2 separate regions of the Homo sapiens genome follow, and region 2 is linked to region 1. Evidence: chromatin loops called from intact Hi-C (ENCODE). Cell type or tissue: Caco-2. All regions are shown on one strand. Links, peaks and the distances in the headings refer to the core of each region. The heading gives the core; the rest is flanking DNA.

What was found. Hi-C counts contacts between places; a loop is a spot of excess contacts. Peaks named below come from ENCODE experiments on the same cell type or tissue, not always from the same donor. Only the 100,000 strongest peaks of a DNase experiment are listed, where the experiment ranks them.
Region 2: it touches region 1 in a loop (2.9-fold over the local background); 3 of 110 quality-filtered maps call a loop at or near these places.

What each region holds. Positions count from the first base shown.
Region 1 is chr15:95,914,481-95,930,754 of GRCh38, forward strand. No RefSeq gene overlaps it. Among named protein-coding and RNA genes, the nearest start is that of NR2F2-AS1, 400 kb to the right of the region's middle. In Caco-2, for the core only: no CTCF peak of the experiment used is centred there; a DNase peak (open chromatin) is centred at 8,161.
Region 2 is chr15:96,046,356-96,062,629 of GRCh38, forward strand. The region is part of intron 1 of LOC112268156 (a long non-coding RNA gene); the gene reads left to right. LOC105370998 (a long non-coding RNA gene) reads right to left here and starts at 7,021. Exons shown (of 4, transcript XR_001751688.2): 1 at 5,899-7,021; 2 at 2,179-3,340; 3 at 434-540. In Caco-2, for the core only: no CTCF peak of the experiment used is centred there; DNase peaks (open chromatin) are centred at 6,766, 7,576 and 7,910.

The DNA of each region.
Region 1 (16,274 bases), core at 4,533-12,532:
CACATTTAATTAATTTCAAAGTTTTGCTGTCTTGAAGAATACTTCATTGTATCCCTCCCAAGGAATCATTGAGCATCTTCTGCTCTCTTAATATCTTAAAATTGTCCTAAAAATCACTGAGTAAAAATGTGCTTATTTTCTAGGCTTTCTATAAATACAACCAACTGGGCTTCTGAAAAAAATGCAAATTTGCACTTCAGTAAGGACATAACAAGCATTTTTTTTGCTTTGGCCAATAAAAAACTAAAAACGTAATTTAAAAAAATCTATTTGATAATTTAATTTCTTTTCCCAAAAAAGTATTTCTTCCATTGCCATTGTAAGTGAAAAATTTTTTGATGTTTCCTTTGGCTATCTCTATAAATTTTCTGAATTATCAAATTATGTCCTATGTTCTATTGGTTACTATTTTCTATTTGTTTATCTACTTAATTTTTAAGAACTCACTATAGATTATGATTTTCAAATTAAATTGTATAATATTTAATTTTCATATGTACATTATATAGATATTTTAATGTTAATGTAGTTTTTTATACTTTCTTAGTTTCCATTTATACTCAGAAAAGAACTAGAATATATTCATCCATATTTTCTCTTAATGGTTTCATTATTTCATTTTAATAGTGACTGCTAATTGAGTTTAGTTTTCCTTTTAAGGAAAATGTTGACCTAGGACCTATTACTACGTTCTTGGTGATGTATATACATTATCTCATTTAATTATAACCCTCACCCCCAGCCAAAAAAATTAAAACAGTAAGGCAGCTGTTAGCACTTTTCACAGATGAAGACCTGGACTTGCCCAGAGACCAAAAAGAGTGAAATGGATCAGTTATAGGTCAAATTTAGGTGTGTTTAGTTAAATTAAAATGAGAAGAAGATAGAGTTTTGAATCATAAAATTGACCAGTGTCATTATCACTAGAAAGTGATAGGTAGGAATAGGAGATGCATGGCTCAAGAAAAGATGGAAGAATGGATGAATGGATCAATGGATGGATGAATGAATTAATAGTCTAAAAAGGCAATTTATCAGCCTGACAGAAATGTCTTTCCCTGCTTGGTAGACCATTAGTCTGGTTTAGCCTACAGTCATTTCACAATCCTCCAGCCTCCAGATAAACTATATTATTATGGTACTACTCAGGAGATTCCTGGGGTCAAAGTGACTGGCATGGATGAGAGATTTCATACTTCCTACTTCCTAAGACCAACAATTCATCCTTTTATGCCATAGTCAGTCCACCAGTGAGCACTTTAATTGGATGTTTTGTAGAGGTTAAAAGCAAGGGCGTATGTGGCGGATTGTCAAAACCTGAATCTTAGCCTCCTAGCTTTGTAACTCTGGCCAAGTTACTTAACCTCTCTGTGCCTCAGTTTTATCACTTGTAAAATGGGGCTAATAACGCTTAAAGTCTCAGGTTTTTTGTTTTTCTTTTTTGCAGATCAATTAATTAATAAATGCAAACCCTTCTAAACAGAGCCTGGTGCATAATAAGTGAAAAATAAATGTTTTTAGCTGTTATTATTATTTTCTTCTATGCTAAAGTTAAATGTGATATGTAACAATAACTTTCATAAACAGTAGGAAAATTGCACAGGGATTTTCTTGGTTCATTAACATGACTCTACACGCTTCCAAAAAAAGTATGAGGACATAGAAATACCCCAGTGGTCTATAAATAACCTTGAGAATTCAGTCTTTTGGGACACAAGATGTTCTCAGGTTGTGTAAGTTATACTTAAACATTTTCTAAAAGAACTAGCCACAGTGCAGTTCACACAGGTCACGATTTTCGTACTTATCAAGATTGCTTCATAAATATTATCTCATTTTGAATCAGGAACAAGTTTTATAATGAATACATCTAAATAGGCTTTGGCAGTGCTTACATCGTGTTGGAAAGTCAAAACCTAAAAAACCAGATTATTCAACATCATTGTAAGCCTCTAAACCCAAATGTCTGACAGGATGCAAGTGTCTGTCTCTCTGTGTGTGTGTGTGTGTGTGTGTGCATCTGTGTGTGTGCAGTGTAGACACAATCTTAAATTGCCTAATGTTGGAAAAGCAGACAGTGACAACAGAGGCACAATGATAGATAGCCAACACATTTACACACCAGGAAACTTTATTTAGAGAGTCACTGAGATCATACATACGGAAATGTTCTTCTCTATCTTATCCCATAGAACCTCCACCATCCACTCTGCAGAGAGTGCTGCCAGTACAGGCAAAAAAGACACCCACACAAACAAAAAAGGCCTGAGATAACCACAGTTTGAAGTCTACAATAGAGAAATGTCCTATCTCTGGATAAGCAGGGTCTGTGGTGACTCCTATTTTTCTTCTCAGATTTCTGAAATCTCTTCCCTCAAGTGTAATCGACATTTTGCTCCTTCCACCCGCCTCACCATCACCACTATTCCAAACAAACACCCAGGAACTTTGACAGTAAGAGAATGATTGCATTGGTGAGAAGCTGGGTGATAAGTCAATTTACTCTAAGCTGAAAAAAACCATGGGAGTCACAATGTCCCTTGTTAGTGGTTTAATTTATAAAAGTACAATGCTTAATCATTTAATAGCTTCATTAAAACAACACCAGAAGAAGGTATAAAAACAATCATCCATGTCTTATAAGAAATTGATTTCTTTCTGGTACTTCATACCTGCCAAATTGAAAATATGTACTAAAAAACTTACAACCACTCAGATGACAGCCAAAGGGAAAGTGATGACAGTGAGTCCTTGTATTTGTAATTTAGCTACAAATACACCTATGTTTATTGGAACATGAAAAAAGCTATCAAAGAAAAAGACAGTTTTAACAAAAGAATCTTGTGTGTTCCCATTTGAAGAAAAGTATAGTACCGTGAAAGTCAAATAATGTATGTTTTAACTGTGTCATTTAAACAAACAGATGTTTAGAACATGATGTGATGGCTATAGGAGGTGTAGGGGAAAAAAAACATTCTAGACTAGTGCACACCATTGTCCCATAAGAGAATTTCACTTTTTAGGCAAAATCTCAGAAGATTGGATATACGAACAGGTTGCTTTGGGATAATGGAAAATATGAGCTCATTAGCACCAGGTTTGTTATTTGTTCTACAACAAAAAAGTAAATTACAATGCATTAGTGGAGTTAGTGTTGTTTTTAATGTGCATGGGGATACAATAAAACTTTTATTAGGGAAGTGTGATAGTATGTTTGTGCTACAGTATCAGCATCCTGCTCTTGTACAACAGCCAATCATGTGGCCCAGTGGAACATTCTTATAATGATGTAATAAAATTTGACTCTGATATTGTAAAATATGTTTATGGTAAGGCTGTTGGGATATTTTTACGCAATCTTATTAGAGCAGGTGCCTAAACCTATTATATTTTGTAGTCCAATTTCAGTGGAATTTTTAAAATGTCAAATTTCTAATCTGGAGTTTGAATGCTGAAATGATCACGTTATGATGCAAAATGTGATCTGCAGCCTCCCCCTCCCCCAGGCCTCATGGATATGAGATGGCACGAAATTGCCATCTTAAAGCAGAAATCTAATCGAGAGTTTTCTCAATGAACACAATGCTATTGGCTATACTGCAGAATTTGTCCCACGGACGATTGGGCATTAAAAAAAATAGTAACTATAAGTACATGTAACTATTTTTTTCTGGGTCCTCCTTATTGAATACAGTGTATTCTTAGTTATTTTTCTTCTCCTGTTGTTCAACACTTTTCTCCTCTGGCTTATCATCACTTTGAGGCCCCAGCAACATGCATCAAATAATGCATGTCCACAAAAGACAGTTGGCCAGGAAATCTAAGGACAATGCTTGGGAAAGAAAGAAAGGCCATCTATCCCTAAGCTTTGGACTAGGACCTAGGTTTATAGAACTCCTCTTATTCAGAATAGCGTGAGTTGCTCAAAAGTGGACATTGCTGATTCATGTTGGAGAGGTGGAGATACGGTCTTTAGTGTAAATAATTGTGTTTATTGAATAAAGCACAATGAACCTGTACAGGTTACAAGGCTAATAGATAGCAAGAAGAATAGGAAGGGTTCAAAACTCTTCTTAATTTTTAGACTAAAATGAGCCTAGAGCAGAATTTTCTGAAGTGTTTTTCCTAGAAGATGTGCTTCATAAAACATATATCAAAGCCAAAGAAATTTAGACAACTTTGCATATAGTACTAATTATAGTATTATTTGCTGGGCACATTTGCATATTAAAGGCTCTGAGAAGTTCCGCGGCAAAAACTTTGCATTAATAGCACTAATTTTAAAACCGTTTGATCATGTAATTCATTTGTTTTTGCACAGTACACTAGAAAGTGTTGTAACTGAGAAAAAAGTATAGGCAACATATGTGGTTAGAATAAAAGATTTAAAAAATGTTTTAAAGATTGTGGTTTAATTATTCAAATAATTAGTAATATATAATTTTAAAGCTTGAAAGGGCCTATCTTCCTTGTCACTTTAGGGCAGTTTATGTTTTAAATAATATTTGCTAACTTCTTTCATTGAAAACACTTCATTAAACCAATTTTGTTAATTATATTTCCAAAAGGCAAAATGCTTGAAATTTTTTACAATCAAACCTAAATTAATTAAGATCCTTAGGGGATTAAAATTCCAGTTAATTAAATTTTTTAAACAGAAAATTAAACAGAAAAGCTTTTTTGTTTCAACTTATTGGGAATTTGTCTTAAATGTATGGGCATGTTTTCATATTTTACAATGAATTGCTCTCGATTATAATTAAATTTTGTTCCATCATTTAGAATTTTACACAATACCTCTGAATTATCATTCTAAATATGATTCTAAAGATCTAGAGGACTGTGGTAGTAGACACTCAACATGCAAGAGATTAAGTTGAATTGAATTGGTAAGGAACTTGACCCGACTTGGGTCACAGGTCCATCACTGGTGAGCCTGCATATTGAATTGAGTGTTGAAGTGAGGAGCTGTCCTACTATATAAATATCATGATTCTAAAGATCTAGAGGACTGTAGTAGTAGACACTCAACATGTAGGAGATTAAGTTGAATTGAACTGGTAAGGAACTTGGCTCTCACCGACCTGACTTGGGTCATAGGTCCATCACTGGTGTGTGTGCATATTGAAAGAATGTGTATGTGAGGAGCTGTCCTACTATAAGCACATAGCTTGGGAGTGGAAAAATGCTGATTCACTGCCCTCAAAGAAGATAAAATTGGCATTATGCTTGTACACACACACACACACACACACACACACACACCCACAGCTGATTGATACAGTTGCTTTATTAATTGGTTGTAATCCAACTTGTGAGACTTTATAATTTGCTTATGTTTTTCTACAAAATTTAGATACAGGACTTTTTGGCATTGCTAATCACAAAGTATATTAAATTTTTTAAAAAGTAAGGGGCTGAATTTTGTTCATAAATGAATTGCAAATATTTCAACATAGGGGAATTCAAATATTTTTAAAAAATTGATTTCTCTATATAGCAGGTGTAGGTTATTAACTATATGCAACATTCTACCTCTGTTTGATCACTTCATTGTGCCTGCTCTTGGGCAACTGGGTATAGATAAAGGCATATGCAAGATATTCCAGACCTCATTACAACTATGTAAGGATGTCCCTTCCAGAGGGAATGGGCGGAGAGTATAGATGAATCAGAATAAAAAGATTTCCTCTTCATACACACACAAACATACTCTGTGCCCATATCAATAGATTATTATGCATAGAGTGAACATGGTTATCTACTGCAACATTAATACAGTAGAAAGCTCCCTGGCCTTGGAATCTGAAGGTCTGAGTTTTAGAACTTTTCTTTGGCAAGTCTTTTCACTTGGTCTCAGTTTTCTCATCTGTAAGATGAAGTCTTTTTAACTACCAGAAGAGCTCTAAGTGTACAATATTCTACAATAACTTTATATATCCTGTCACATTTCCCTTCATGTATTAGCTTCTGGGAAAATCCAAATGGAATTTAATATTGGTTCGATAAATAACAATTATACATGAGCACATACTGATGTCTAGACACTAAACTTGACAATAGAGATTCATCAGTGAACAAAGTTCCTGCTTTCATTGAGTTTGCATTCTACTTAACTCACAGAAATATATCAACCTACACTTTAAGAATAAAGTTTGTATCCATGTCTAACACAGTTTTGGATTTCTTTTCTATGTGATTTCATCTACTTCATCATTTAATTATCTTTGTTGTAAACAACCTCAAATAGTCTTCAGGAAAGCAGGAAAGGTCTTAAATAAAAATAAATAATGCTCTTGGACACTATGGAGAGCAACAAGCATGTCTAAAAGCCCCAAACTTAAGAATAAGTTGAATAAGAATAAGAGAGACTCCTGGAGCAGAATTGTGTTATGGGCAATGCATCTTCAAAACAGGACACGTTTCTTTAACTAGTTAGAGTCTTTAATGGAAGAAAAGAACAGGAAAGTCAGGGAATAGTGATTTTGACTCACACCACTGAGGAAGGTCATTAGAAAGAAGCATCAATAAGGCTTTTTAAACCTTTCCTACTTGTAACACACAGAGCCAAGCTTATAGGAAAACTGGAACTACAAAAATTACAAATGGCAACGCTATTATTTGGCACATAGTTGCCAAAGGCATTCAATATAAAGATTTTACAGAGGTGTCAACTGATACATAGCAAACACACAAACAGTCTCCAACACTGTAAAATAGGCAAGGAAAGCTAGGGCAAAATATTAAGTATATAAATTATATACATACATATTTTTTGCGATACAGGCTGGGGAAGTGCTTGCTAGGCACTGTAGTTAAAATGAGCAATAAATACCAGGGCTAATGCTGCCAATGTCTTGTTGGGCATGGGTGGGGAGGGGGGGGTTCCATTCAATATAGTTTTGATTTTCCAGTCTGTGGTTCCAATTCACATTTTGGAAAATGAAATGGTTAGAATATTTCTTGCTGGTCTGTTATACATTTAAAACAGGTTTCAATGCTCTCTCTCTCTCTCTCACCATCAGGACTCATTTGAGGAGTCAGACATGTGAAAGAGAACATTGACTGCTTTTTAGGATCAGCCTCCTCTTCCACCCAAGATAAGGCTTTGCTGCAGAGGTCAAACAACTGTCCTTTCTCCTCCCCAGGACATTCCTGGGGAGGAGAAAGTGAAGGCACAACCTCACTGGTGCTGGAAAGCATTGCAACAGAAAGAAGTGGTTCACTTTCTCTAGGCATCATTCCACTTTCTGGGAAACACAAGCTTGAATTGGAGTACAGTAGTGACCTTGCATTGAAATAGCACACTCTGTAACCCTGTCACAGCCAAGGCAATGAAACGATGACAATTTCCCGTTTAACTTTTTATATTCCTATTTTGTTTTACTTTACAAATCTGGTGAGAAAACACCATCTTCCTTTAAATTCAGGTAAAAGAGATGTCACAGATTAAAAATGCAAATATTGGGGAAGACGCGTGCAAATGACAGAGACTTAGTGGGAAAGAGTGAGGGAGTAAAAGCCGGAGGACATCCTTCTGTGTGCTAGCTATTTACTCTGGATTTTTCCAGTCGCAAGAAGAAAATTACAACGTGTATAATGAATGCCAAATAGAAAATAAAGTCATTTTTATTTAACTTTGGGATGAAGGTAATCTTCGTATTTGTCTGCCAATGTGTCTTTGATTGTGTTTTATTTGGGCTAATGTTAATATGAATCAATGAGCTCTTAGAATTCATCGAACTCCCAACTCTCATTTTGCAGATGGAGAAGCAAAGTCAAGTTAGGGGAATTACGAGACTGGAGCTCCAACCCAGGGCGGTGGCTTCAGTCAGAGCTTTTTCCATGTGGACTGAGACAGCACACAAGGGCTCAAGCAGGGAATGCGACCTGGACACTCTGGGCAGGGCTTGGGAAATTTTTTTAGCTTGAATTTTAAATAAAACTTTAAATTTCAGATGCGACCAATGATACGAGCAGCAGGCTGTTAAGATCACAAACACGGGGCAGGAATGGTTCCCCGAGCGGTCAGTCCTCCACAGACATGCCTCTCTCTCGAGTGTTCCCCCAACTTGATGGTCTGTTACTCCAGGCTGCAGCAGAGGTTCATGGTGATATCCCTTCCCTGGCCACTTCCTGTAATTCTGCAATTTGGGCACAAGAGTCCCCTACATACCTGTGCATGCAGCCTTTCTGCCTGAGCACCTCACTCACGACAACATGCTTATATTTGTACAGCTCTGAGTACTTTCATAACTACTCCCTCATTTAAAAGTCATCAGAACAGCTGAGGGCAGACAAGGACACTGAGGCTCAGACATGGAACTTTACACTTAGAACTACCTTTCTGAGCTCTGTCCCTCAGCCTACTAACTTGAACAAATATCTTAAATAGTATGAGTTCAATAAAATGAAAAAAGACAAAGTTACCTCATTTACTACCACTAGTTCTAGAAAGGCAAATGTTATCAAGAATAATATTTTATATAAAGGCACGGATTTACAAAGTAGATAAATTTGAGAGCAGTGTATTGGACTGCAAGAGAAACCCAACTCCAAACCACCACACCTTTTAAAAAAAAACAGTCACCCCCCTCAAATTTTATCCAGTTAAGGGAAAAAAAATCTTAGTTTACTTACAACTTATGAGCACATTTGTTATGCGAATTGAAATATATCTGCTGGGGCCGGGCACGGTGGCTCATGCCTGTAATCCCAGAACTTTGGGAGGTGGATCACGAGGTCAGGAGTTTAAGACCAGCCTGACCAACATGGTGAAATTCCGTCTCTACTAAAAATACAAAAATTAGCCGGGCGTGGTGGCGCGCATGTAATCCCAGTTACTCAGGAGGCTGAGGCAGGAGAATCATTTGAACCTGGGAGGCAAATGTTGCAGTGAGCCAAGATCGTGCCACTGCATTCCAGCCTGGGCCACAGAGCAAGACTCCATCAAAAAAAAAAAAAAAAAAAGAAAGAAAGGAAAGAAATATATCTGCTGGGGTTTAAAGAAATAAAAAATTATTTTTTAAAAAATATATTGAGTACCTTTTACATAGCAGAGCCTGTGTTAGGTTTTTTGGTTAATGAGAAAATAAGTCACAGTCCCACCTGGGAGACTTCACGACCCATTTACTTGTCTCCATGAAGCCATGTACTAAAGCCGCTGTTGCAGAAATATCACAGGATGCAGATATTTACAATAAGGAAAGTCTCAGGGAAAAAAAAGGCTAATAATGAAGGTGACGTCAATGGCTAAATATTCATCTATAATTATCAAAGTCAGTTTGCGTAGGCGATATACCTGCTTATCGATATGAGATAAAGCACTTTTAAAAAAGCATATCAGAAAGCAAGTCGGTGTGAATGTTGTTGTTCTAGGAAAAGGTAATCTAATTTATAAAATCAGTAAGTTGCCCACAAACTGTAGCACTTTGTTTTATTAGTAACAAATGACGTAAGACACACCTCACAACCGAGGTTGGGGAACAGTTGCTCAGCAGCTGTGAAAGCCTGGGAATCTAACTGCAGTTTCACAATTTCACCTCCGGACCTGACTAGTCATTTCATTTTAAGATGGTTAAAATCTATAACACACACACACACAAACACAAACACAAACACACAAAATGATCTCTGTCCACTAGTTCCTATAGAAACACAGGAAATACTGCACCCAGAACTCACCTTCCCTAACACTCCAGACCTCTCCCCAGCCTTGCTGTTGACAGTTCACCTGTTAGGCTCATGAGGGGCTTGGAAAGGTCCACTGAGCTCACGATAAAAAGAGTTCAAAGTCCCACAGCATCTTTGTAGCCCACGAGCTACTGACAGTTCACACTGCTCCAAGCAAGGAGCAGGTATTGGAGCTGGGAATGGTGGGGCAACACCCAGCTCTCTGGGGGCAGGACTGGATTCTAAGCCCAGCCACAGGGAACAGACGAGGAGGGATGCTCAGAAATGGAAGCATCTTGGCTTTCCTCAGCTTTTCTGTTTCTGCTATTGATTACTAGGGTTAGAAGCAAACTGAAGAAGAAGAATAAAAACTATGTAAAGGCCTTTCCCAGTCCCAAGAAGATGAATGCCATCCTGAGAATCGAGGACGAGCATTTAAGGTGACTTTTTGCATGTGTATCATTGTTTTAAACTTGTATTGCAGGCCGGGCGCTGTGGCTCACACCTGTAATCTCAGCACTTTGGGAGGCTGAGGCTGGCGGATCACAAGTTCAGGAGTTCAAGACCAGCCTGGCCAACATGGTGAAATCCTGTCACTACAAAAAATACAAAAATTAGCTGGGCATGGTGGTGTGTGTCTGTAATCCCAGCTACTCGGAAGGCTGAGGCAGGAGAATAGCTTGAACCTGGGAGGCGGAGGTTGCAGTGAGCCGAGATCGTGCCACTGCACTCCAGCCTGGGTGACAGAGCAAGACTCGTTCTCAAAAAAAAAAAAAAAAAAAAGTTGTATTACATTTAATTGTATGGGATGTTGACCAAAACGTCCTTTTTCCTAAGGCTGTTTATATTAATAATCCTTTCAAAACCTAAAGTTGAAATTTAAATCTTTTCGATTTCCTTTTTGGTTATTTTTCCCCTTTCCTTCATTGCGGGAACTCACTGATTTATTATCTCCTGGATATTTCCTGGGCCCTGGTGACTTTATTCTGGGAACTAAGAGATAACCAGGTGGTCCTCAAACCTTTCTTCTTAAAGTTGATGCTTGTATCTACAAAAAAGAGAACTATCTAAGGAAAGAATTCACAGGGGTGTGGATATTAATGCTTTTGATGAGTAAATAAATCCAGCCTCACGAAATGCATTGCAACATTTTCAGTTCATTGTTTTTCCTGCTGTCTGTGTCATGATTGGATGCCCCTGTGCCAGATACATTGTGTTTACCAATTGATATATTGCAAATAGTCAATACGGAAAAGCAGAAATTATTGTATTACAGGAAATATAGTTTAGAATCATTTCTCTATATACATGCCACCTAATGGCCTAGCTATATAAAATAAAAGGTTATCAATCAGACACTCACTTTTCTATGATGATTTTGATTTTAAAAATAATCACAACACACTATACAAGATACCCCACACTAAGGAAATGTCATACAATTAGCATTGAACTCTTTCTACAAGCCAGCATTCCAATAGATAGGTTCTTCTGTTCTTGGTTTTGTTTTTAACCTAATACAGTTTTCCATTTGATTCTTTTCATAAGTGACTAGAGAATGCCAGGCTTTTTGTTTGTTTGTTTGTTTTTGTTTTTTGAAACGGACGCTTGCTCCGTTGCCCAGGCTGGAGTGCAGTGGCGTGATCTCAACTCACTGCAACCTCCACCTCCTGGGTTCAAGAGATTCTCCTGCTTCGGCCTCCCAAGTAGCTGGGATTACAGGCGTGTGCCACCAAGCCCAGCTAATTTTTGTATTTTTAATAGAGATGGGGTTTCCCCATGTTGGCCAGGCTGGTCTCAAACTCCTAACCTTAGGTGATCCACCCACCTCGGCCTCCCAAAGTGCTGGGATTACAGGCGTGAGCCACTGCGCCCGGCCAGAAAGCCGGATTTTAAATTCCCCTTTTCTTATGCCTGGTGTATTTGATAAAGGATATCTCCGATCGTCTCTGTCAACTATTCTTTCTCTGCAGCCTTCAACTTAGTAGGTAAGTCCTTCAGAAGCAAGTCACCTTCCTCCTCCCATTTCTACTCTGAGCATAGTTGAAGTCCAAAAGACTTACCCAAATGCCTCATGTTAGTTTAACCGGAGAGCTGCTCTGTCTCAGAGCTGGAGTCTGAGGGGGGGACCTAGTCAGCTGGAGTGGCCGGTAATCCAGCATTAAGTTTTGAGTTGTTTGCTCTCTTGTGGTGCAATTCTTTTATTCCAGCTTATTAAACTTTGCTGTGTACACAAATGCTTTCTGCAAGTGGGTTTTTTTTAAAAACCATGGAAAGAGATGGTCCATGGACCTGTCAATGTGAAACAGAGGGATGAGGCCCAGGAGGTGAGACGCCAGTAAGAGTGAACGGTTAAGAAAAGTCAGAACCAGGCCGGGCGCGGTGGCTCATGCCTATAATCCTAGCACGTTGGGAGGCCGAGACAGACAGCCTGAGCTCAGGAGTTCAAGACCATCCTGGGGAATATGGTAAAACCCTGTCTCCACTAAAATACAAAAAATTAGCCAGGTGTAGTGGTGCACGCCTGTAGTCCTAGCTACTTGGGAGGCTGAGGCAGGAGAATCACTTGAACCCAGGAGGCAGAGGTTTGCAGTGAGCCGAGATCACACCATTGCACTACAGCCTGGATAACAGAGCAAGGGTCTGTCTCCAAAGAAAAAAGAAAAGAAAAGAAAAGAAAAGTCAGAACCCCAGATCAGACTAGGTCAACAGACGTTAGAGAAAACCGAGGAGTCTCTGAGGTTTAGGGAGAGACACTGAGTTTCCCACTGTACATAAATAAAATGGAGGTTTTTACCCAAATACTTTTAAATTTTCAAGAAGGTCACTTTTAATTCACACATCAAAGATATAATATATGCAAGGCACTTAGCACAGAGCCTGGCCCATGGTATTATCTTAATAAATGGTGATGATGATGATGATGATGATGATTTTACATTCAAAGTGACAAAGGGTTTTCTATTTTCTCTCTTTATCATCAGCAAGTTTTAGCAATTGCAAGCAGTTATCACCGAAAAATAGTGTTGTTGGACACCAATTCGATTTTCTCGTACCTGCAAGTCTCATCAAGCTCCCAGAGCTTTTCTAAATGGGCTTTATTCTGTCTCTTCTGGGCACTCAGAAGCACTTGTCCTCAAGCTCCCTAGGACAGGAGCTGGAAAATAGGAGGGAAACATTGTCAAAGCCTAAATGTTATTTGGGGAGTAGTTGGCTTCTCACGTTTCACAGTGAATGGAAGGTACTTGATGGTACCTAGGCATGCGGCCTTGTGTGAATGTCTTCCTTATAGCAGAAATCCCATCCCATCCTACCTCTCCACACCCCAGAGAGAAAACAGGATCAAGGGAAGTCAGAGTTCGTTCCAAAGAGAATGACCTCCACCCCAAGTCTTATCACAAATATAAGCATCTTGTGAGCAAACTACTTTTCCTTCTGAATTTGAAAGACTCTCTAAGTGAGCTCATCTCTATCCAGAGAAAAGGCCAAGGTGTAAGAGAATAGATCCCCAAATCCTTCCTCAGTTGTTTTAGCCTATTTGTGCTGCTACACCAAAATAGCTGAAACTAGGTAATTTATAAAGCAGAGAAATGTATTTCTTGCTGTTCTGGAGGCTGGAAAGTCTAAGATCAAGGTGCCAGCAGGTTCAGTGCCTGGAGAGGACCCATCCTCTGCTTCCAAAACTGTACTTCGTCGCTACGTCCTCACATGGCAGAAGAGGCCAAAGTTGTGTCCTCGCATGATGGAAGGCTGAAGGGCAAAAGAAGATAGAGAGGGAGAACTCTCTCCCTCATCAAGTTCTTTTTGTAAGGACCTCTACTCTTATCCATGAAAGCAGAGCTCTCATATCCTAATCACCCCCTAAAGGCCCTACCTCTTAATACTACTGTTAAGTTAGAAATTAAGTTTCAACACGAATTTTGGAGGAGACACAAACATTCAAGCTATGTCATCAATGCCCATATCCAGACCAGGCAGTGAAAATAACTACCAAGATTTCTAATGGAGGAGTCACTACTTTCAGGTTCCCTGATGCCAGGTTCCATGACTTCCTTGGTCATGCCAACATATTGCAGGGAAACGCATCATTATTATAACGTAGCATTCCGTTGGCAACTTGATGTTAGCACTCAAACAATCCTTGTGTCCCCGTTAAGAATTTTCCCTCCAAAAGGCTGCAAACTCATGCATCCAAGTCATTATGATACATTATTGTAAAGCCTTGGGGGAATGGATGTGTGTCTGTGTGTATGTGCGTGCGTGCATGAATGTGTGTGAGTGCGCCTGTGTGAATGACGTAACTAGGAACCCTGCACTCGAAGACAAAATTTCAAATCACCTTTCATACACGGCACCCTATAACCACTCTAAAAAGTCAGCAACTCTAAATAAATGAGATTCAAAACCAGATAAAAATATAAGAATTATTAGCAAAAACTTGAAACCCATGTTTGTAAACCTGCATTCCCCTAAGAATGAGCAGCCAGAGGTTATTGAGGAGAATATTAAAAATAGAATGATGTTAGGTTATTGAAACGTATTTAAGTGTTCTAAAAATGTAAACACTAAGATTTAGAGGGCTGTGATTTATTGCTCTAGCTAAAAATCCGATAATACATCACGGCAGATGTGAACATGGTCATCAACTTTTGAAGGGTAAAAATGAGATACCTGTCCAGGATGTCTAGCAGTTCCCTCCCCTGGATCTTTTGTGTAGCTGTGTAGCTGAATAGAAATTTTCTCAGCATTCTTTTCCTCTGGAGAAAAGCAAAGAAGTTTCCTCTGTGGAGCACACACCCTGGACTTAGCACCAAACAAAGTGCTTTAAGTACATCTACTTTAGTAGGTGTAGATATTATGTATGATGTAGATATTAGTGGCTCCGTTTCCCAGGGCAGAAATCTGAGAATCAGAGAAGTTAAATAATAAGGCCGAAGTCACACAGCTAGTGGAGGAAAACTAGAATTCAGTTGTCAACTTTAAATTTTCAGTTTATTCCCTCCAGGCCCTTCTCAAATGTACAGGACTCAACACCAAGTTGATTTTTCGTAAGTCTCATCCTTGGTCAAATCTTAACCTTGCGGATTCTCAGACCGTATTGTGAATAATAGTTTCTTCTCCCTAAATAGCCTTTTAACCTCACCTCTAAGGGTGAAGAAGAGCTGCTAAAATAATTAAAATGATTCAGTCACAAGAGCCTGCCTGTTTCAAATGTTTTGAACAAACTTTTCTGTTCTGATCTCCCAGGGAAAGCCTCCACGTGATTTGCAAGCACCTTTAGAATAAGCTAAGCCACGTGGCTTTTAAGACAGTGCCTGGTTTAACAGCTAAACTTGCGGTGGAGGAGAGCTGACCACTTCCTATGCAACTGTGTGCAATTCTTATCAGGACAAGTCCAGCTGCTCTGGGCTAACTAGCTCCCCAAAAGTGATTCCCCCAGGCCCCAGCTAGGAGCAGCTAACATAAATGCAAAATGCACAACCCCTTCCCCCTTCACAGATAAAAGGCTGTGAAATATATAGGCCTCATTTTAATAGGGCCTCAGCTAGGTCTCTGTTTTTTGCACCCACAGCTAATTGAACGGGCAACTAGAGCAGACACAATTGGACACGTAGTTAAGGAACCACCTCACCACCTGGCTTGCACACATAATTAAATATTTGCACCTGCAATGGTAGTATGTGTGAAAGTTATCCCTGTAATTAGTTGTCGGGGTAGAAATACATGTAATTTTTAAAACCTTCTCTAATTCCAATAGTTATTTTTAAATAGATATTTTTTGTTGAAATAAAAGAACTCCTAACAAATTAGTGCTTTTAAAAGAAACTATTTCATATTGTGTTCTTTTCAGGTACTCCTCTAAAAATATAGCTTTCTACTGCTTCTATAGGCAACTGAATTGTAGGAGCATTGTTTGCATGTATTTTCAGTAGGTTTGGCATGTGATTAAGTCTACCTGCTTTTCATTCATTCATTTATGCATTTGCTCAATAAACACACTAAGTCCAGACTATGCCCTTGCTTTGAGGATACTAATATATTTAAAAGGGTACATCTGCCTACAGACTCATGAGTACGGGGTGAAATTTGGATTAATATTTTTATCAAATAATTACAATTTAATATTGTAAGTGTGTATCTCATACAAGAGATGAGGGTACATAGAAAAAAAATTTAACATAAAATTTTGAGTTGTTCCCCCTCTGTGGAACAATGGTATGTGTAAAGATTTTGACAATTACACAGGTTCTTTATTTGAGAAGATTCTACTGTTTCATTACCTGCAGATGTTGTTTAACAACATGAAAGAGTTGCCTATTTTTGACATGCTGTGTAACATATAACAATAAAAGATTTTAGTAAATAAGCATATTGCCGTACTATAGGACATGAAATGCCTCTTAGCACTGATGGGAAATAAAGTCCCTCTGCCTCTCCCCCAGGAGAGATAACACGCCAACGTTTTGGCAAACGCTTTCAGTACAGATGCATATTGTGTGTCTTTATCCATAATGGACACTTGTACTTTAATTTTTATCCCCCACATCCCTTCTATTATTGAAATGCTGAAACAAAATGTCCGCAGCTTTGAGAGTAAATCC
Region 2 (16,274 bases), core at 3,811-11,810, 130 kb after region 1:
CTGGGCAACAGAGCAAGACTCCATCTCAAAAACAAACAAACAAACAAACAAACAAAAAACAGTTAAGCCCTGGACAGAAACCTGCGTGGAATGTGGCAGGCCCAGGGAATATCCAGGGAAGAACATTTTGGACAAAGGGGACACTACAAGCAATGACTCTGCTCATTCATCCAAGCAGGAGGGTGAAAAGCGAGTTTGAGTAACAGAAAGGTGGTAGGGCCACAGCAGAGTGAGCGAGGTAGGAGGGTGAGGAAAGGCTCCCAGAAAGTGAAAGGAAACTGAGTCAGAGCCAAACATGAAAAACATTATGATGCTAATGGAAAGATTTGTTTGTAAAAATTCCTTTTTCTAAGTGAGATGAGAAGCTTGAGCAAGGTGAGAAATAGGAGTGGTTTTAGTAACAGAGTAACAGGATTCCAGAACAAATACTTACGAAGGATTGCAGGGTTCTAAGCGTGAGACGGTGGTGGTGGATTGGACCAGAATCACAAGGAAATACCTCCAAAAGGCCTGCAGTTTCTTCCTGCTCCACTAAATGGTCTTGAAGTGAATAAAAAGAATTGCATAGGGCTAATGAGAAAACGTGGTAAGTATTTTGGAATTCAGTGCCATCTGCACAAAATCCCAGCCAAAGGGGTTCCCCACTGCCCCACCCCAGTTCAGTGACCCCACACATAACTGAGAAAGTGGGCAAACAGCTTGGCTCCAATTTCCTTATGTAGGAAGATTAATATTACATGAGTCAATGAATCTTCACTTCTCAAATTTGCCACAAATGAAAGAACTTCCTCTGCCCCCTCAAAACATCTGGATGCTGCCTGCTGGGGCCTCAAATCCAAGTGAAAACATCTGGGTGTCAGTGAAAAGGTAGAAACGGGTGGCATCTAAATAGGATTTTGAAAAGTTACTCAAATAACAGCGTTTTGTTGTTGTTGTTTTTAAGTTCAGCCCTGTGCTGTGTAAATCTACAGTGTACTTAGACGGGCTTGTGTATTTTTTCACTCATCAGCACTGCCCACATTATGGGAAAGAGATAAGGCTTGAGGAGAAAGAAATGTAGCTATGTACGTAAGCATGCCTTTCTCAGTTCATCCGACTGTTAACTACTGTTCAGTAGTTAACATGTTCATGTTCATGCAGCCCTTTTTGTTCTTTCTGCTTCGGGTAGTCAGGTTCCCCTCTGTGACTCTGGAAATCTGGAATCCGTGGGCAATTCTGGCCCTAGCCACTTGGAACTCCCACTCTGCATGCTTTTTGTATGACTGCCTTTCACTCAGGAGGTTCGAAAAATAGAAGCAGTATGCATGCGGGAGAAATGTGTGCGTTAGTCATTTTATTCAGTGCATGCTATGTTGTCATCGCTGTCAAACGTAATAAAAGTGCAGCTAAAACACTTAACCACATATTGATCTGCTCCCACGTCTCCTGTAGTGAGCTTAAAGTAACAGAGCCCCCTCCTTATTCCCCCTGCGCTTTAATGCACAGGGTAGTGAGCTTCCTGTAACTGTTTATTTTGGAAACAGTTGAGGAAGCATCGACCTCAAACTTTCCCATTGTTCAGCTATTGCCATATAAATCCCTTGCATGAACTGAAATTTCTTATAAGAAATGTTAAGATGAACTTGGGTGGCTTGGTTCAAGGCTGGTTTGTTATTAGTAGGATTCTTCTTATTATTATTAGCATTATGAGTTTTGGTCATAAGTATTTTTTTTCTCTTTTAGACCATAAACTTTCAGCTCTTATTACTAGTAACTGGAATGAGAGCCACCATACACTGAATGCTCACTACATTATAAAAACACTATGCTGAGGATTTTCCATACATGCTTGTTTAAATTTGTGTCACATACCACCTCTACGGAAATATTATCTGTATTTTACAAAGAAGGAAGCTGAGGCTCAGTTGAGAAAGAAAGAGAGGGAAAGTGACCGGCTCACAATCACTCTGAGAAAACATAAATCCATGACTGATTAATTCTGAAGCTCATATTCTTAACCACTTTACTAGGTTGCAGGTTCATGTCTAGAATTGGGAAGACATCTTCCTGCTGGATTGATGCGTATGCTTGAAAGCAAAGCTAATCTTCACTGTGACCCACAGTCACAATCTGGAAATCGGGACTCAAATTCCCAGCCTCCCTTGCATCTTCCCAACGTGCCACCTGCAGGATACATACCGTGAGAGCTGGATTCAGACACCTGGTGGAGTTTCCATTTTGTTGGTAGGGGTAGCCACATTAGCCACCAGCTTTGGGTTGCAAAGTTGAGTTCTCCAGGCAGGCTTGGCTTCCATCAGTGCAGAGAACAGCAGTGACTGTAGAAAAATTCTCAGTCCTCTGTTCAATAAAGCAGCAATGACAACTGTCTCTTCATGTCAGTGTCACGGTTTGGGGGCATGTTTTGGGATATGTTTCTGGAAGCTTAGCCTTAAATCTGTTTCTCTAGTTCCCCAGTGATGCTATAAGCTATTTAATTTTCTTTATTAAACCTCTTTTCCCTTTAACCTAGCTGAAGTGGAGTCTGTTGTTTGCAACTTAGACAACACAGACAGGGAACACAAATAGAGGAAATGTATATATTTCTTTACTCGCAACTGTTTCTCTAGTGAGCTGTAATTTTATGCCATCACTAGCACCCTACAGGAACTATCTCACTCCCCGTGGGAATGGATGAGGCTATTCTGTGTGAAAAATATTCACCTTTTCCTGCTCTGACATGGGAGTAGGAAAGCAGAATCTTAGGGCAGTGAAGAGCTCCTCTACTTGGGCGAAAAGGAAGCTTTCTCAAAGAAGCCCATCCACAATGGATACAGACGTGTTCTGTTATTGGCAGGCTTGAAAACATCATTCTTTACAATCATGCCCAACTCCCTGGGAGTGAAAAAGCTGAATTGTACACAGGGGTTTCCCGCTTTCTTCGAGTTGTGTTTACTTCTCTCTACTGATTCCACACATTTCCAGATAAATTTAGGCTCCATTTCATCTCAATAAAGCAAAATCTGTTCAACTATGTCAACAAGTAGAAAAGCTTTCTACTCAAATGTTATTTTTGTCCAGGAACACAGGATGAGGACCAGAACAGAAGAGGTGAGGTATGTGGCAATCTTGACCCAAATAGAAATCTGAGATAACCCAACCCCAGCTTATGCAAAAGGGTACAGGCAGATAGCACAGTATTTCAGGCTCAATGGGGAGCAGCCAGCAGTCAGAGGTGTGGGCTGATAGGTGGGTTAACAGGTGAGCATGCCAGAAGAAGGGCTCGAGTCCAATATAGGTCAGCAGGCAGCAGGGCGTGATCCAGGAGCCCTGACAGGCAGGTGTTGGGCCTTTTCCTCTCCTTCTGGAAGAAGTTGAATTGAACACAGTTAAACAATACTTCAATTTAAGATAGTGACGCAAATTCATTCAAGCAAGAGAAAGTTAGATGCCTTACAAATTCACACCTCTTTTTGGTCCTAAGGGAACCACGTACCCTTATACATTTGCTCTTACTACCCCAGACTTGACAAACTCTTGTAAAAGTTTTGTAGAGTGATCTTCTGCTTTTCCTAGTCTGTGTTCTTAAAAAACAAGACTGGATACTTGACAAACTGGAATTTCTAGACTCCCTTAGGGTAATTCCAAACCATGGTAGGTATGCTAAATTCCAGCATCCCCACCATATATTTTTTGTTTGTTTGTTTGTTTGTTTTCCTGTTAACACCCAACAAGCAGAAATCCAGCCCTAGAGGCAGCAACATAAAATACAATGGAAGTCTCAGAGTGGAATACAGAAGATAAGGTAACATAATTGTCTGTTTTTGTCAAAAAAAAGTAAATATGCAGGTATATAAATATACCTGTATTGTATGTTATTTTTTACAGAAGTGAAACAACAGACCAACAAAATTTCTAAATACTTCAAATTTCCATTCCTATCCTATCTCCTCCAAACGCACTCATGCTATGTATGTTCACATTTCTGATGAAACAACAAAAATGAATGCTTTCTGATCCAATAACTCTACTTCTAAGGATTCCACTGAAGCAGGGGAAAACCTTTTAGGCAGCCAAAATATATATGCAAGATTATTTATAATAGCAGCAACTGAAAATAACCTATAGGTCCAGGAATAGGGGAATTATTAATCTGGGTTATGGAAAACTATAATAAATACTTATAATAAAATTATGTAAAGACGATAAATGAAAAATTTAAAGAATATTTGAGAGTGAAAAAATGTTTATCAAGTTAAGAGTAGCATTCAAATCTGCATGACAGTTATCCTAATCATGTGTGTATTTATACACTTTTTTCCTTAACAAAATTTATGTGTATTAATAAAAAAGGCTGGAAGGAATAATGTCAAAAATATTTGCAGTAATGAAATTTTCGATAATTTTTTATTCCCTTCTTCATAGTTTTCCCAATCTTCTTTAGTATTATATAATATATAATTATATTAACATATAATATCATACTATGTTACTATATATTATATTACCTTCCAAAGGTAAAAGAAACCTATTTGCTCTAAGGAAATCCTACTGCAGGGTTAGATGAGCTAGAAATTACCGCTTGCATTCCTGACAACCTCAGTTCTCAATAATTAATCCCTGTTGCAATTTCTGCAAACCCCCCTTGGGTAAAGATGTTCATTTTTTTGTGGAGCTGTCTTGTTTGCTGTGTGTTTTCCACGACAGCCTCTGTGCCTTCTACTTCCAAACAAAAACCCTGGGAATTGGGTCGTACAATAGAAAAGAATATTTGAAATAATTACCACCCTAGAAAATCGGATACCTCTAAGAATTTAGTTTCAATGAAGTTATTTAAGAAGATAAAAAGAAAGTCGCTGCTGCAGCTGCTGAGCTTTGTGGCAGTCTTGTTATCTATAACATGAGGAAATAATATCTATCTCTTCTCAGGGTTAGGGGGAAAAAGATAGTAAGATCATTGTATGTAAAGTCCATAACAATGTCTGGCAATAGATAATTTTTAAAAGTTAAAAGTTTATCTTCTATTGGGATAGTTAGTACCTAGAAGGCAGGGTGTTTGAAGGGAGGAAAGTAATGCCTGTGTATGGTAATACCAAGACAATGAACACGGAACCACAGAGGGGCAGCAGCCTGCTTGGATGTGAATTTCCTCCTTGTGATGCCTTGACCAGGTTACCTAATTTCTCCATACCTCAGTTTCCCCATTTGTAAAGTAGAGCTGATAACATTTCTTGCGTCAGAAGGTTGTTATGAGGATTATGCCAGGCATTTAGGACAACACCTAGCAAACAGGAATCACTGTATAAGCCAAGTTGAATGTCTGTTGTGACTTGTTCCACAATAACACAAATGGAATTGCCTAGGGTACAGCACTATTTGCTCTGCGAAGTCAGCTTGGACACCCGGAGTTAGATGCCTCCTGCACTGAACTTTCTGTACCCACAGTGGTTCTTTATGTACACACTAATTTCCTTGGACCTTAATTAATCTAGATCCTGATTGTGTCTTATCTTTGTGTCCTCAAAACCTGGCACCCTGATGTCCACACTAAATATTGAATGTCTTTAGAAACAGGCCACAACACTCATTGTGCATAGACAATGCATCTTATTCATGTTAGGTTGTTTTTGGTTTCTTCCCCCCACCACACACACAAAATGTACTCATTAGAGAGATTTTGGGAAAGAAGGTCACATTTTACCTCAAATATTGAAAGGTATTAATAAATCCACATTCCATATCTTATTTTTAATAAAATTATTAGGATTCTAGCAAGTAAAATTATATCACTTACTGGAATGACTTTGCCTATTTAAAGAGACATTTCTATTATCCCAATTTGAGCTACTAAGAAACTATTTAAGCAGAAGCTATTGACCCAGCTATTTCTATGCTGCTAAGAGTAAAACTCTCTATACTTACAGCTCACAGCTTACTTTCTGGGTAGCAGGACTCCACAGGGAAACAATAAGGGCATCAACATCATGGAACTTACAAGCCTGGAGTCTTGGCTTCTGGGTCAGGTGACCTTGGGGAAGTCACTTCACTTTCCCAGGTATGATTTCCTTATTTGCCGAGCTAAAATAAGGCTGACAAACCGGTCTACAATTCATAAAGCTGTAGTAGCACAGCAAAGACCCCTGAAAAATTCTGCCCTATTCGGAAATGGACAGTTAGCAGGGAACTGGCAAGCTGATGCCTGTAATTAAACGAGTAACTGAAGTTTATTTCTCTCGAAGTTTCTAGATGCTTCCAAGACGGTGCTGTCTGCCTAAATTTTTCTAAACAACTCGAAGCCATCCTTAAAGTGTTTGAGGAATGGACATTCTCAGGCAAAGTCGTTTCCAAGCCCCTTCGGCTCAGCACTGCACCGCAGATCACTGCTTTCTCAAATCAAAGGGGGCCCCCCTGCAGAGTTGGTTTACACCATTAAATTTCCTCCAATGTAAAGCCAGGAGAATTTTTCCAGGTGTTCGAATTCCTAGAGGTTGGGGAAAGTGCCGAGCTCTATATTAGAGCAATACCACGCTAGAGTGAAACACAAAGAACCTTTTTTATGGTGTTGCCCCCTCTGGAGATCTCTATTTAGGGGCTGCCTTGGCAGGGCCCACCAGACCGTCTGTCACTCTCCGCTGACACCGGCTGCCGGAGGAGGGCGGTCCCCGAGGCTCTCGTGCTGGCGGCAGCCCCGCGCTGGCCCCGGGCAAGCCTTGATCCGCCCTGCGCCACGTGGAAGGTGCCTGGACACGGGCTCAGCCGCAGGGGCCCCTAGTACCTCCATCGGGTCTCGTCCCCCACGGCGGGGTCAGAGGGCAAGTCACCGGCCAACCTCCTCCAGGAGCTCTGTTTAAGTGAGAAGCAAAAGAGATTCCAAGGAGAGCCACAGGTTGAAATCGGAGCGAAAGCCTGGGCTTCCCCGAGCCAGGTGAAGAAAGCTGGCAAGGTCACCCACTCAGTCACCAGGTGGTGCATTTAATTTAAAAGGAGTGTTAACCTTGTTTATACAAAATAACACCAATATGCAGAGAAGCAGTAAATCCATTGTCGTTAAACAGCGGGGAGCCGCTGGCGCTGGCAGCCTGCCCACCGGCGACGGTGAACCGGGCTGGCACCGAGCAGGGAGCCGGGCCTGCCAGCCTGTCCGCCTCGCGAGAGGAGGCCCGGGCTCGCCCTCTCTGCCCTCCAGATGACTCTTTGCATTCTTGTCAAATATATTTAGAACAAGAGGTGTCCACTTAAAGAGAAACGTTTGTTAATCACTTAAATGCAGGCGCTTGGCAGCCCTCCAGTTTCACCTTTATAAATATGTAGGATCGGTTTCCAGCTAAGCAGGGAACTCCACAGCGAGTTCCCTTTCTCTCCGCGTCCCCTCGAATTGACCTAAGGTGGATGTCCCTAGCACCTTATTAATTTTCTATCCCAGTGGGCTTTCTGGAGTTAAGGCCAGTCTTCTATCTGGAAGTTGACGGAGATAAATAAATGATGCACCGTGGAGGGAGGGAGAGAGAGAGAATGAGAGGAGTGTTTCTTTAAGTAAGGGACAGATTAAAGTGAAATTCCTGTTGACGGAGGCGCTGGTGTCGACATCCTCCTTGTTTACCAGCAGCTGTCCCTGTTAATGACACTCTGATAACTTTCGGAGGCTGCCCTGCGGTAGTAGGGGAGAAGAAGATAAAGAGGCCTCTGTTTAAATACTCCGGGCCTCGACCCCACTCTTTTTAACTTCCCTTCCTTTAAGAATGGGTGAAACTGTTCAGAAGGGGCAAATCCTGGGTGCAGAGATTTTTGCCCCGGAAATTTTGAGTTCACAGCATAAAAACTCTGCAGAGCTGATGCCTATTCCAGGAGTGGAAACTCAGGGTTGGCGGTGGGGGGCAGAAAAGGCAGCTGGTCTGCAAGGTGAGGAGGTCTGCAGGAGGCCGGAGGAGAACTCTTCCTTTTGTTTTAAAAACCCTGACACTTCCCTGCCCTCCCCCGGCCCCACCCCAAACAAGTCTTACAGAGGTAACTAAGTATGTTAGGGACAAGGTTACAGAATGAAGGTTCTTTGAGGGCCAATGTATCCTTAGCGTTAACCACATGAAAATCACTTTGAACACTTGGAACACTCTCCCTCATGAAATTCTCAGGTTTTGGGGGACCTTGCCGGGCACCCAGGCTAAAACTTTGAATGTGCAGCTGAGAAAGCAGTTCCAGTAGGTGAAGGGACCTGCCTAAAATCACTTAGTAAGTTTTGTGGCAGGATGAGGACTGGAACCCAGTTCCCTGTCCAACGTTCTTTTCAGACAGACAAATAGATATGAAATACTTTATATTTCATATAATACATATAAATATAAATTTATATATTTTTTAAATTTCCACCTCCCATCCTGAGATAGCAGGCAGACGGCGGCAGCTATCTAGTCTTTCACACTGAAAAAAAGCCAAAGCTCTCACTTGGCTCAAGTCCCAGACTGGTAGATGCTTGGGCTTCCCTCAAGACCCACCTCCGCCCCGATTATTTCATGAATACAATTCACTTAAAGATCAACAAACGTGGAATCCCATAATCTTATTCATGCTCTAACCAGTCAGGCAGACATGCCTCCAATAAAGCAAGCACAGAGGACAAATGTTTTCCTGCCTATGGAAAATGAAGATGGTGTGGAACAAATGATCTTGCGTTTTTTTGCACCTCTGTATTTTGTCACCTAAAGCGTGTCCTTTATTCATCTCAAGAGATTTGGGGAGGGAAAAAATAAATTAAATGGCAAAGTATTTTGAGTTCACATGCTCAGAAGAAAGATGTTGACATTTTTGATCCATGTAATTTTCTCTGGAAAGTTCTTTATAATGTTTTTAAAGATCGACGACAATGATGTACTTTCCAGTGGCTTACGGTAACACAAGTTCATCATTTATATTCCACATGGTAGTGACTCCACAACTTTCTCTTTATATATAGTAAGGTATGGTAGAATTATTCTCTCTACAAAATTTTAATTCAGCTTATAATCTGTTTATGGCAATTTGTTAACTACCAATTGTTATGGGTTGAACTGTGTTCCCCCAAAATTCACATGTTGAATTTCTAACCCCCCAGTTATGAGAGTTTATTTGGAGATAGGCTCTTGGCAGAGGTAATCAATTTAAAATAAGTTCACCAACGTGGACCCTAATCCAATATGATTGCTGTTTTCTTAAAAAGGGGAAATTTAGAAACAGAGATATGCATGCATTGATGATATAAAGAGATGTAGGGAGAAAGCCACCATCTTCAAGTCAAGGACAGAGGTCTGGAGAGGATCCCTTCCTCACAGCCATCAGAAGGAACCAGCCCTGTCGACACCTTAAATGTTGACTTATATCCTCCAGAACTGCAAAACAATAAATTTCTGTTGTTGAAGCCATCCAGGCTGTGGTACTTGCTTATGTGAGAACCCTAGCATACCAACCAATTTTAGCCACTCAGTAACTTTAATATCCCCTCAGATCAATATTTCAAAAACATATGAAACCAAATTAAATGGCTTAAAATTATGTTTAAAGTGTCCTATGTAATGGGGAGGCAAAAGGAACTAATACGTATTGTGCATCTATCATATCCTGGGCAGAATTTGGAGAACTTGATATATTTTTGTTGATTTCACACGTATAAACCACTCTTTCAACAATAAAATTTTATCTAATTCAATAGAAACACATCTTGTGCAGAAGAACATTTACAGTAAACATGAGTAATTTAAATGAGTACCAATTAAGGGGATTGTACCTTGCTTAGTATATTTCATCAAATTATACATCATAAGAGGTAGAATCTTCTCTACATCATGAGCAATGGTACTTGTTGAATTCTTCTCCATCATTTCACCCACATTTTTTGATGTATCATATAATTGATGGTTGAAAAGTTTATAGTAGGTTTTGTCAAGGACCCAGTTGTGAACAGAGATTATAAATAAGCACAGTCAATCAAGAAGATTTATCAAGTAGGCGCTCTGTATACGGCACTAGAAGGAGAAGGGGAGGTTGCAGAAGCCACACCGCCTGGTTTGGGCTACGTAAGAGTCTAATTGGTGAGAACAGCTATAAGCAAGTCAAGAAGGCAAATTAATAATATGCTTTGGGGCAATATCTCAGCAATGCAAAAGAAAAGGAACTCAAGACACGGGCCATAAATCCCTGTGTGCCAGTAATAGTCCCAGTTTACACTTGCTGTCTCCGATTAATTGTTAAGAGTGGTTTTTTTTCATTCCCCAAAATGTCTGAGGTTGCTTGAAAAAGTCTGGGGTCACTCTAGCTGGGGACTTCTCGACCGCCACACTACTAAAGTTGGAAGATGGATGATTCTTTGTTGGGGGGCTGTCCTATGCACTGCAGGATGCTTGGCAGTTTCTCTAGCCTCCACCCATGAGATGCCATAAGCAATGCCCTCTCTCCTTTGTGACAACCAAAAATGTCCCCTACAAGGCAAAACCACCCCCAGTTGACAACCACTGTACAGGAACAATGATTACATCACGGAAAACTATCTTCAGAAGATTAGATTTCAGTATCTGTAGATAAAGAACCTGAACTGCCTGAAAAAGGAGGACATTTCCTTTTTCTTTTTTTTTTTTTTGGGGGGGACGGAGTTTCACTCTTGTTGCCCAGGCTGGAGTGCAATGGCGCAATCTCGGCTCACCGCAACCTCTGCCTCCCAGATTCAAGCGATTATCCTGCCTCAGCCTCCCTAGTAGCTGGGATTACAGGCATGTGCCACCACGCCTGGCTCATTTTGTATTTTTAGTAGAGACGGGGTTTCTCCATGTTAGTCAGGCTGGTCTCGACCTCCCGACCTCAGGTGATTCGCCTGCCTTGGCCTCCCAAAGTGCTGGGATTACAGGCATGAGCCACCGTGCCTGGCCAAAAGGAGAACATTTTCTATATAAAAGTATGAAAGTGGAAAACAGCAAGTTGAAGTCAGAAGTCCAAGGGATGGCAGTAACCACGAATAAAGATTGGGGAGTTAAACAAGTTAACCAACCTGTTTACCAAGCTAAAGCTATGTTGATGTACCCCGCAAGAACACTTAAAAACAATAAATTACTAAAATCTCTAATTTCTGGCGCATCCACAGTTCTCGGCACAGTGTATTAGAACTAGACTGTTTACATTGCTTAGCTTCTTAATATTTAGAGAGGCAGAGAGTGACACCCTCCACAATTGTTTTCTGAAAGAAGAAGAGTAGATAAGAGCAGTAATAATAATAGCAGCAGCTATTTATTTGGAGTCTCTTACAACCAAGACCTTTTATAGACATTATCTATTATCTGGTTTAATACCCTGTAGACTTTTTTTTTTCTTTGAGATGGAGTCTTGCTCTGTTGCCCAGGCTGGAATGCAGTGGCGCAATCTTGGCTCACAACACTCACCACAACCTCCACCTCCTGTTCAAGCAATTCTCCTGCCTCAGCCTCCTGAGTAGCTGAGATTACTGGCGCCAGCCACCACTCCCAGCTAATTTTTGTATTTTTAGTAGAGACGGGGTTTCACCATGTTGGTCAGGCTGGTCTTGAACTCCTGACCTCGTGATCTGCCCACCTCAGCCTTCCAAAGTGCTGGGATTACAGGCATGAGCCACCGTGCCCGGCCATCCCTTGAAGACTTTCCCAAGACCAGTATTAACTTCTCTGGGCCTCAGTTTCCTAAGCTGCGACATGAGTGAAGGTAGGTGGTGTCACACATCTATTAAGTGTCAGGGTCATGACTTGAACCCAGGTCCAGCTCCCCTAAGCCTGTGTGTGTTTCCCTTGCCTCACTGCACTGGCTGGCAGAAGAGCAAGCAGAGAAGATTTCACGTAAAAAGAGAACACAACCAGTTAAAGAACACAGTAAACATGATCATTCTTCGTACAGACTCTGAAACACGGGGAGGTGGGGAAAGGCTTTTCTTTTTCAATTTCAAATTAACCTTTAATGACTGAGGGTGTCCTTATTTATCAAAATGAAGTAAGCTTTGTCTGGTGTCTTTCATTTACATTAGGTGATCATTTTGGATTAGGGGTCTTCAGATGTGTTGATGTTTAGTAGAAGTATATCAATATGATTCTGAATGCCGGCCAGGGTAAATTCTCTCAAAATGAAGAGTTAAATGCTGAATTTTTGTTTCAGACTCTTCCAGGTCAAGATTTTCAATATCCAAAGGCAGAATCTCCTCCCATCTTGCTTCATTCTTAGTTCTTCTTTTACTCAGTAAATTTAGCTCACACATGCGGCTGGAAGGAAGTTATTTGGTTACAAGGGGATTTCCATGAAGACGTGAGCAGTATCCATTATTACCATCACTGGTTACTTTCTTTGCCCCACTAAGCTAAATGGGGAAAGACAAAGTACTCACAGTGCCAGGCTAGTGGGAAAAAAAAGAAATTCAGTAAAATGTAGTCATGTGTGATTTGTACCAAAAATAATTATTGCTGGTCAAGGCGGCTCCGGCCTGTAATCTCAGAACTTTGGGAGGCTGAGGCCAGAGGATCACTTTAGCCCAGGAGTTCAAGTCCAGCCTGGGTGCCATAGGGAGATCCCAGTCTCTACAAAATAATAAAAAATTAGCCTTGCATGGTGGTGCATGCCTATAGTCCTTGTTATTTAGGAGGCTGAGGCAGGAGGATCACTTGAGCCTGGGAGGTCAAGGCTGCAGTGAGCTTTGATTGTGCCACTACACTCCAGCCCGGGCAACAGAGTGAGACCCTGTCTCAAAAACAACAACAAGGAAACTTATTATTAATACCCCCACAGAGAGAGGTAGGATTTAAGCCAGGCCAGAGTATATGCTTTTTGTCTATCCGCATTAGAGCAGTATGGTGCTTTTCATCTACTATTTCATTGTATCAACACCCAAACCCAAAGACAGAAGACATATTATGACCCCTCTAACTTAGGGGAAGAAAGAGAGGATCAAGGGAAATTAAATAACCTGCCCAAGGTCGAGTGGCTAGGAAGTAATGTGGCCATGATTCAAACCCAGTTCTACCTGATTCCAAAGCCTGTAGTCTTTCCACTAACACAAGTAATTCAAGAAAAATTTAGCTATATAATTTAAGGAAGTGAGAAGATCAAATTTCCAGCCTATCCCAGAGAAGACAAGGTAAACCCCAGGTCAGTAGAGAGGTACTGAAGGCTTTTGGGCTCCCAGGATGCAGTTTACATCAGCACCGTGCAGTCCACTAAATGACATCCCCTCCCAGAAGAGCAGCAGTTGAACATCACCTTGTCTGGAGGACTTAACAACCCTCCATTTCCAACCCTTGGGAGGTAAACATTATGCTAGATGGTGGCTTTAAATCATCTTTTCCAACATAAATGATATTGCAAAAAGTCCAAGAAGAGGCAGATAAATTCACTGGGATCTGAGCACAGGCTTTTTATTTTGCGGTGCTGAAGTATCATTAGCCAGGCATCTCACAGAGAAGGGAACCTCCAGTGCTCCCCAGCTAGACACAATCCTTGTCCTGGATAGAACACTCATCCACACCCACTGGAGCCTCGTGGAAGGGTCCAGGAGAGCAAGCTGTGAGGAAGTAAGGAGGTTGGAGACTTTCACAGGCTGCCCTTGTGCTCTTCGTTCCTCTTGCTTTTCTAGTACTGTGAGAAGATGTGCAGTAGGAAGAAGGATCTCCTGGGTCCATTTCTACAAGGCAGTCTAAGTGAGGGGGAGTACCAGGAGCAGGTGAAGGGAGCACATAAACTTTCAAATGTGTGCAGGTGTCTATGTATCACTTCAACAAATACATCCAGCATCACTCAGATGCTTTACTGAACAAAACAAAGTGCTGTCCCCCGTGCAGCTTGTAATCTTGCAGGGCAAAAAGAAGACCTGGGAACAAATTTAGGAGGTCATGGGTTGATGAGAATGGGGGAGGTGCAATGTTCTATAGCATTTTCACACAAGGGCTTTCCAAGGAGATGACATAAGAACAGAAAACAAAACAAAGCACAGAAATGAGCCAGAACAATCTCTGAGGAAAGAATCTTCCTGGGAGAGGGAACCACAAGTGCAAATTCTCCAAAGGATGCCAATGTACTAATAGTAAAAGGATGGAGGGGAGAATGCAGACCATGGCAGGCCAATAAACTACTGAGAGACATATCTTATTAATTCTAACTGCTGCACAGTATTACTTGCAGGAATATACCATATTCATTAATTCCTCTATTGACATACATTTAGGTTGTTTCCAGTTATTCACTCATAAGCTATGATGGGATAGTTTTCTCTACGGTACATATAAGTGATATATGGTTTGGCTCTGTGTCCCCACCCAAATCTCATCTTGAATTGTACTCCCATAATTCCCACATGTTGTGGGAGGGATGCGGTGGGAATAATTTTAGTCAGTATGTGATTTCCCCCATACTGTTCTGGTGGTAGCAAATAAGCCTCACAAGATCTGATGGTTTTGTAAGGGGTTTTCACTTTTGCATCTTCCTCATTTTCTCTTGCTGCCGCCATGTAAGATGTGCCTTTCACCTCCCGCCATGATTCTGAGGCCTCCCCAGCCACGTGAAACTGTAAGTTCAATTAAACATCTTTTTCTTCCCAGTCCCGGGTATATCTTTATCAGCAGCATGAAAACAGACTAATACAGTAAGGAAGTACAATTGCTGGTGATAGTGGATGAACATCTTCTGCTTTGTTACATATTACGGAGTCAAAGTCATTCTCCAGAGTGTTTGTTCTAATTTACAGCCCTTACAGTAGTGTATGAAGCTCCATTTTCCTCACATTTTCCCCAATATTTGGTGTTATTTGGTGTTATCGGATTTTTTTGTTGTTGTTTGCTTTTTTTTTTTTTTTGCCATTCTGATGGGTTGGAAACACTCTGTCTTCATCCTTTTAATTTGTATTTCCCTAATATCAAAGTATGAAAGAGGGATGAATTTTTTTTCAAACATTTATTGTTGATTCAAGTTTCCTCTTTTGTGACTGGTCTTTCCTAACCTCTGCTCATTTTTCTCTTTGACTATTTGTCTTTGATAAACATGTAGAACTTCTATGTTCAGAATATGAACTCTTTTGTAAGTATTAAAATATGTTATCCAGGATGTAGGATTTTAAAAATATTTTAGGGTATATGCAACCAAAGAAAAGAATTTTAATAGAATAGATCGAATTTGATTTAATCAAATGTATTAATAGACTTATGATTTGCACTTTTTATATGTTTAAAAATTATTTCCTATCATAATGCCATAAACATATTCTCTTCCTTTTCTGTCTAAGAATGTTAAAGGATTGCTTCCAAATGTTAGTATCTGAAGTTCATTTTATATATATATGTAAAATATATATATAAACATATATATGTAAAAAATATATATAAACATATATATGTAAAATATATATAAACATATGTATGTAAAATATATATAAACATATATATGTAAAATATATATAAACATATATATGTAAAATATATATAAACATATATATATATAAACATATATATATATATATGATATCTATATCTACTTTTTTTGTATGGAAAGCCCATTTCCCCCCACTGGTCTGTAAGACTATTTCTTTTCCATTCTCATATCTATGTAGGTCTGTTCCTGGGATCTTTATTTCTCTACCAGTGTACCACCAGCACACTGTCTTGAATATGATCACTTTAACATCATTCAGTCTCTAACTGCGCATGTGCTTTTTCTTTACTCTCCCTCTTCAAAATCACTATTTTGAGCTATTTGGGGTTCTTGATTCTTCCAGATGAATTAACTAGTTCCACATGAACTGACTAGCTCTGTGAAGAAAAAAATCTGTTGGAGTTTTAATTAAAGTTTTAGATTACTTTTGGGATAATTGATCTATTTAGGAAAATAAATCTTCCCATATATAAAATATCTAAGGCCAGGTGCAGTGACTCTTGGCTGTAATCCCCGTCTCTACTAAAAATACAAAAAAATTAGCCGAGCATGGTGGTGTGTGCCTGTAATCCCAGCTACTCGGGAGGCTGAGGCAAGAGAATCACTTGAACCCAGGAAGCGGAGGTTGCACTGAGCTGAGGCTGCCCCACTGCACTCCAGCCTGGGTGACAGAATGGGACTCCATCTCAAAAACAAAATAAAATAAAATATCCATGTATATGTCGTTTTGTGTCCTTTGACACTGTTGTACAATATTCTTCATACGGGGCATCCATTTCTTACATTTACTCATTGACACCTGGTGCTTATTGGGCATAGAATCCTTTAAAGAATACATTTTCTAATTGGCCACGGTGATATTTAGGGACACAATCAAGTACATGTATTGGTACTTATATATCAACGTT